Regions from separate parts of the Homo sapiens genome. Here region 1 is linked to region 2. The links are chromatin contacts, found by Hi-C or POLR2A ChIA-PET in ENCODE. All regions are on one chromosome and are shown on one strand. Each heading gives the region's core, a stretch centred on a gene start or an enhancer-like site at or near the end of the contact. The rest is flanking DNA. Distances are from core to core; before and after follow the strand shown.

Region 1 (3,117 bases), core at 263-2,762, 150 kb after region 2:
AGTTTTTGTTCATTTAAAATATTTGCAATGCAGCTTTATTGAGATAAAATTGACATACAATAAACTGCACATTTATTTGATAAGTTTTACCGTATTATATACCTTCACAACCATCACCACAAAAAACGATTATAATGAATTAGACATAATACATTTCTTTCTTTCTTTCTTTTCTTTTCTTTCTTTTTTTGAGATGGAGTTTCCCTCTGTTACCTAGGCTGGAGTGCAGTGTCATGATCTTGGCTCACTGCAACCTCCATCTCCTGGGTTCAAGCGATTCTCCTGTCTCAGCCTCCCCAAGTAGCTGGGACTACAGGCATCCACCACCATGCCCGGCTAATTTTTTTTTTTTTGTATTTTTAGTAGAGATGAGGTTTCCCCATGTTGGCCAGGCTGGTCTCGAACTCTTGACCTCAGGTGATCTGCCCGCCTTGGCCCCCCAAAGTGCTGGGATTACAGGCATGAGCCACCGTGCTCGGCAAACATAATACATTTCATAATGAATTAGAAAAGTGATTATAAAATTGTTTCAAGTAATACAGAAGATCCAAGTTCTCAGCTTCCTGTAGCCTTACACAGGCAGGGACTATGGATAGTTCCCATTCACATTTTTCATGTACCTTTCCAGAAAATTTTCTGTGTACATATAAGCATATATCTATTTTCTCTTATCTTTTTTCTTCCCATAAAAATTGGGATTGTGCTACCTAAACTGCATGGTGATGTGCTCTTTAAATTTGAGAATAGGCACTTGACTTATTTCTGAGTTATTTCATTTAGATCTACCATATTCTTTTTGTTGGCTGCACAGTCTTCTGCTGTATGAATACACCATGGTTTATTTAACTGAGGACTGCATCTTAAATGAAAACAAGACCCTAGAGCCAAGTTAAGGAGAGGGAAATGGTATTTTAGGCCAGAGGCTTAGGATGTGCGATTGTCTCCCCTTTCTGAAGAATGCTGACCTTGGCTGCTTTCCTCATCTGGATCCTTTGCTTCCTTTTCTGGAGCAAAAAAGTTAAGGAAGAGGACCCTCTCTATCAAGAGGACCGTCCATCTGGGTATTTCCCCGAGGATCCCCTTTTCTCTGTCAGTGGGGGATAGTTCAGTTTCTCACAGAAATATAGGTGAAACAAGAAGGCAGAGGCCAGAAAGCCATGGTCTGCAGCCAGCCCTCCTGTCTGCTGCCTTTTTTCTTATGGTGTATGGCTGATAGCCCCGGAGTCCTTTCTGACTCAGGGCTCAGTCCCCCTATTTTTATTACTATCACCCCCACTTCATTACTCATCTTATATTTTAGTTTGTTAAATGGAGTGGGCCTGTCACCTCGACAGGTGAGAGAGGGAGATATTTGATGAGCATGGTGTGGTCTGTGGGGGAAGACAAGTTGTGAGTTGCACCCTCGAAGGGGAAAGAGGTGGGGCAGGAAAGGCTGCGTGCCCTGCCATTGTCTGCAGGCTCTGCCCGTGCTGATGTGATGAGGAGTGGCAGCCCTGGCAGGGAGCCCTTCTGCTACAGGCACCGGGAGGTACTCACAGGCAGCATTTCTATTTTTAATGTAATTTGGGGGAGCTGGGTTTTAGTTCAAGCCCTGCCCTTCCTCACCCATCCAGATGGCAGGGTTAGCCACAGCTGCTGGGGCTTAGGCTGCCAGTGGAGAGGTATGGGGGCTGTGGGCACAGGGCTGGGGACCCTACTGGGAAAGATGGAGTGAGCTGTCTCCCGCCCCACCTCTCCTGTTGACCCTGTGTCCCAGAACAGACGGGGCTCCTGTCGGTGTGACAGAAGGAGTGCAGGTCCTAGGATGGGGACTGGCACTGGCAGAGTCTTTTCTTTTTGTTTTTTACCTTAGGCTGGGGGAGAGGGAGAGGAATGTGGGAAGAGGAGCTAACATTGATGGCGTGCCTTCTTTGGGTCACGAGCTGGGCCTTACGTATATGAGCTGATTTAATCCTCACCAGAAGCCCTGTGAGTTGCAGTTTGCTATCCCATTTTATACAGTGGAGGAGACAGACTTCCTAGGCAGGAAGAGCTAGAACAAAGGGTTGACCCCAGGCCGACTACACTACTGTACCTCTGTGGAAAATATTTGAAATGATCATGAATATTTCTCCCCTCCAGGCTGGGTGACAAAGTGAGACCTTGCCTCAAAGAATAGTTCTTCCTTTTTTTTTTTTTTTTTTTTTTTAAACCAACTTGCTAAATGTCACTAGTCACCCAAGCTTTAAAATGAGATTTTTGTTCTGTTTTGTTTTGTTTTTGATGGATGATGTAATTGCTGACTGGGAAGGGGGCATCATTGTCTGCTGATGGGGCCAGGGTGCTTGCGGGGACCCTGAATGTAGCGAAGGAGCACTTTGTCTTCCTTCCTCCAGGTGCCAGGTGGTGCCCTTTTTGTCTCTGGCACAGCTGTCTCTCTCATTCTACCAGGACTCCATCTCTCCAGGACTTATCCTTTCTCATGTGCTTGCCTGTGGCCCCCGATTCTGCCCTCGTAATTTCAGCACGCTTGTCATTCACTGGCACTGCTAATCTGGGCCTCTGTGGATTTGGGGTACTCATGGATTTCTCTGCTTTCTCTGCACAGCTCACAGTGCAGGCTTCCAGCAGCAGGAGGCAGGATTTTCTTTTTCTTGTGTGTTCTCCTTCAGCCTCTGGCTCCTGACTCTCTGTGTAGTGGCTGTGGTCTTCTGCCACATCTTCCCCAGGCCTCAAGGCTGACCCAGGGAGCAGCTGTGAACCTAGCCAAAGCTTGGGGAAGCTTCACTGTGCAGTAGATCAACCTTCTGTTCTACGTCCCGTATGGTCCCATCTTCTGGAGAGCAACTTCTCAGTGCTTTCGTCTAAGCTTGAGAGCCAGCAGGAGGATGGAGGGACCCAAATGCAGTCCCTCCAACACAAACTTTTTATTGCTTCTCTCCTACAGGCCCAGCAACCACTGGGAATAGAAGACAAGGATGACAGCCAGTCCAGCCAAGATGAGCTGCAGAGCAAGCAGTCCAAAGGCCTGGAGGAGAGGTACCATAGGTGGGAGGCTATCCCCAGCGCTGTGCCTTCAGGGTGGTGTGGACTTGGGCAGAATTCTTGGCTTTGGTGGCCGGCCTGGCTCAGTGTACA
Region 2 (2,840 bases), core at 29-2,528:
AATTCTCCCAAGATATTTAGGTGTCTTCCCCAGTCTGCATACTCTACTAAGTAAACAAACTAACAAACAAAACCCTTGTTAGCCAGACAGTGGCCCCGCTAGGCAGACTCCTTCAGACTCAGTAGATCCCACCACAGATGTCAGGAAGAAAGAGAAGCAGGAGCTCCTTCTGTCTACTAGTGGCAAAGCAGCATTTTTATCCCCCAGGCTTCTGGGAAAGGAACCTTAAATGCCTTCTGAAAGCAGGTCTCAACCTCTCCCAACGGCTAGGCCTCCCTTTACAGCTCTTAATTGACAAGGAAGAAGAGAATGGGCAGCCTGGAGTCCAAGATCCTGCTCCCAAGCTACTGTCCTCGCTGTTCCACACCCGGCTCCTAGAAGCCAGCTTGGGTACCGGGTCAGTTTCCCGATTCTCCCTCCGTCGGCCTCGATCGCTCCGTGCAATGTGCCCCTCTCCTCATTAGCACCCACATTATCCAGGAATTCTGGGCCCTGGGGCCCCATCTCCTTGGTCCCCCACGCCAGGACCTCAGGCACCCTCTGTGCAGCTCCCTCATCCTCAGACGCCGGCTTCCCCCACTTCTGGGGCCCCCTGACCACCCAGGTCCAGCCCCACACCTAGTTCCCAACTCACCGGCCCCGCCGCAGCTGCCGCCGCCTCCCTGCGGAAACTCGCGGCTTCCCGGGAGCCGGAGGAGCAGTGACAGCAGCATCACTTCCGCCCGCGGCGCAGCCAATCAGCGCGGCGCCTGCGGCCCGGCGACCCCCGCGGGCCACAGCAACCGGCGCCCGGGGTCCGGCTCCCGCGGGCGGCCTACGCAGGCAGGGGCCGTGCGGGCGCTGGGGGCTGAACCCGCGGGCTCCGCCTCCCCGAGTCCTCGGGGCATCTTCCACATGGTCCCTCTTCAGAAGGCTCTCCTTCATGGCGTCCTCTGTAAAGGGCATTTCGGTTCCGACCTTTAAAAGCCACTCGTTGCTCTTCTCCTTCTGACCGCCATGGCCCCGACTGTCCCTGTAATCTTCCCAGAGGGGATCCTGCCCACCCAGGTCGCCTTCCTTCTCGCAGTCGGCTCTCCCTTCTTCCCCGCGCCCCGGGAGAGTCCACTTGTATCTCAGGGGTCTCCCGCAGCATCCCCGTGCCCCGGCGGCGCCAGCTGTCGCCGCCAGAGGGCGCCGTCGGGGGCGGCGCGGCGCCACCGCGGCCTCTCCTCTCGCGGCCGGAGCCTCGCCCCCTCCGCTCGTGCCGCCGGAAGTGGGAGGTGCCGCGCGCGGGCCGGCGCTCGACCCCTCCCCCCGTGGCTCGGCCGCCCCCTCCCCCCGCTCCGCCCGCTCAGGTGCGTCCCGTCCCTCCCCCACTTTCCTCCCGGGGGCGCGGCGCGGGAGGTGTGTGCGGGGCGAGCGTGGGTGGGGGTTGCGGGGCGAGGGCCGGGCATGGGGGTCGGGTGGGGGGCGTGGAGGGTGCTGTGAGAACCGAGGCGGGGGTCCCGGCCTAGAAGTGGGACGGGGGGGTGGCTGGCAGCGGGGTGGGGGGACCGAGGGGAAGGGGTGGAGGGGGGTCTGGTCCGAGCCAGCGGCCAGCCTAGCAGTCCCCTGTGGGGGGTGGCCAAGGCCACCCAGCGCCGCTTCCCCCCATTGTCCCCTTCCCGTCTGTCCCCTGTTCTCGCCCGAGGACCCGTGGCTCCGGCGCCCCTGCTTCGCTGGTGGTCGCCCCGGGTTGCGGAGTTCTTTTTGGTACACTCGACCCTCCAGCCAGCTGTTCCTACCCGCGCCACGGGCTCTCTAGCCACGGAGTTGCATGCATGGCCCTTGTCCTGGGGTTTCGTTCACCGGGCGCAGAGGACCCCCCAGCCCTGGGCTATGTTGGAGACGGGATGTTTGCACCTGAGGGAGCAGCAATGGCGGTTTGGGCCCATTTTCTCCCAGGAGCTTTGTATAATGAGGGAAACTGAGGCACAGAGGGTCTGTGGGCTGTGACTGAGGTGTTGACACAGCCCCATCTACCTATCTGCCCTATGCGCTCTTCAGTGTTCCGGGGGGGAATACGTGTGATGCTGTTAAAATAAAAGCAAGAATGCAAACTAACCCGATGTTCATCCCCACCTCCCAAGTATTTTGATTTTCTTTTCTCCTCATAAGGTCATAAGTTTGCTCTGCGGCATAAAAGATGACCTTTTGATTTTTAAAAAAGGCGTCCGTCCCAGTTCCCTTACTTGTGTTACCATGTTTTTTACCTTGACTTTTTCACGCTAGAGAACCCAGGATTCTTTTTTGCACCACTAGTCACTCTGAAGAGTCTGTTCTTTGCTCAGTTAGTGGGTATCAGGCCTTTCCCATCTGTGGGGAGCACGCTGACAGTAAAATATGCACCCTGGATTGCCCAGTATTGCATTACTTGTTGACTTACAGGCAGACACCTCCAAAAACTTCCCTTAAATTAATGGAGAATGCTTTGAATGTAACAGCCATAAAGTGATTTAAAAACATGAGATCTGATTGATACTAGGCCGAAAAGTACGTCTTTTATTAAAAATGATAGCAGACAAGGTAGGCCTGGGACCACTTGGAAGATCCTGGCAGACTAAGATGTATTGTTTGAAATGACTACATTTCTGCCAAAAGTGAAAATAAGATCTTTGCACAGACTCCTAGATATTTATGTAAATACAGTGACTCCTGAGGATTGCTGCCCACTAGGACACTAGGACTTTGCATACAATGTCTCTTTTAGTACTCTTAAGTATTTTCTCCCGGAGCCCAGGTTTTTGTGTTTCTTTACTGCGACAGCTCTGTTGTGTGGACATTCTGAGGGGGGAGAGATACATTTGTTTTAAACTTTGGAA

Evidence for each region. A loop is a pair of places that touch in the nucleus more often than their neighbours do. ChIA-PET counts read pairs that join two places held with the same protein, here RNA polymerase II (POLR2A).
Region 1: a loop to region 2 is called in a map of MCF 10A, with 4 times the contacts of the local background. The contact joins the enhancer-like site here to the promoter of RNF214 in region 2. A Hi-C loop is called at or near these places in 1 of 168 maps with a recorded cell type or tissue (MCF 10A). POLR2A ChIA-PET finds 5 or more read pairs at or near these places in 2 of 52 experiments (AG04449 and RWPE1).

The regions. Positions count from the first base shown.
Region 1 is chr11:117,377,688-117,380,804 of GRCh38, forward strand. It overlaps CEP164 (centrosomal protein 164), which reads left to right. Exons shown (of 33, transcript NM_014956.5): 12 at 2,927-3,018. Among named protein-coding and RNA genes, the nearest start is that of CEP164, 51 kb to the left of the region's middle. Within about 2 kb of position 1,513, at least 3 of the 41 ENCODE cell types and tissues checked have a DNase peak (open chromatin) inside an H3K27ac peak, as active enhancers do.
Region 2 is chr11:117,231,393-117,234,232 of GRCh38, forward strand. RNF214 (ring finger protein 214) reads left to right here and starts at 1,279. Exons shown (of 15, transcript NM_207343.4): 1 at 1,279-1,334. It overlaps PCSK7 (proprotein convertase subtilisin/kexin type 7), which reads right to left and starts at 681. Exons shown (of 17, transcript NM_004716.4): 1 at 635-681. RefSeq lists an enhancer at 479-528 and silencers at 719-868, 1,079-1,418.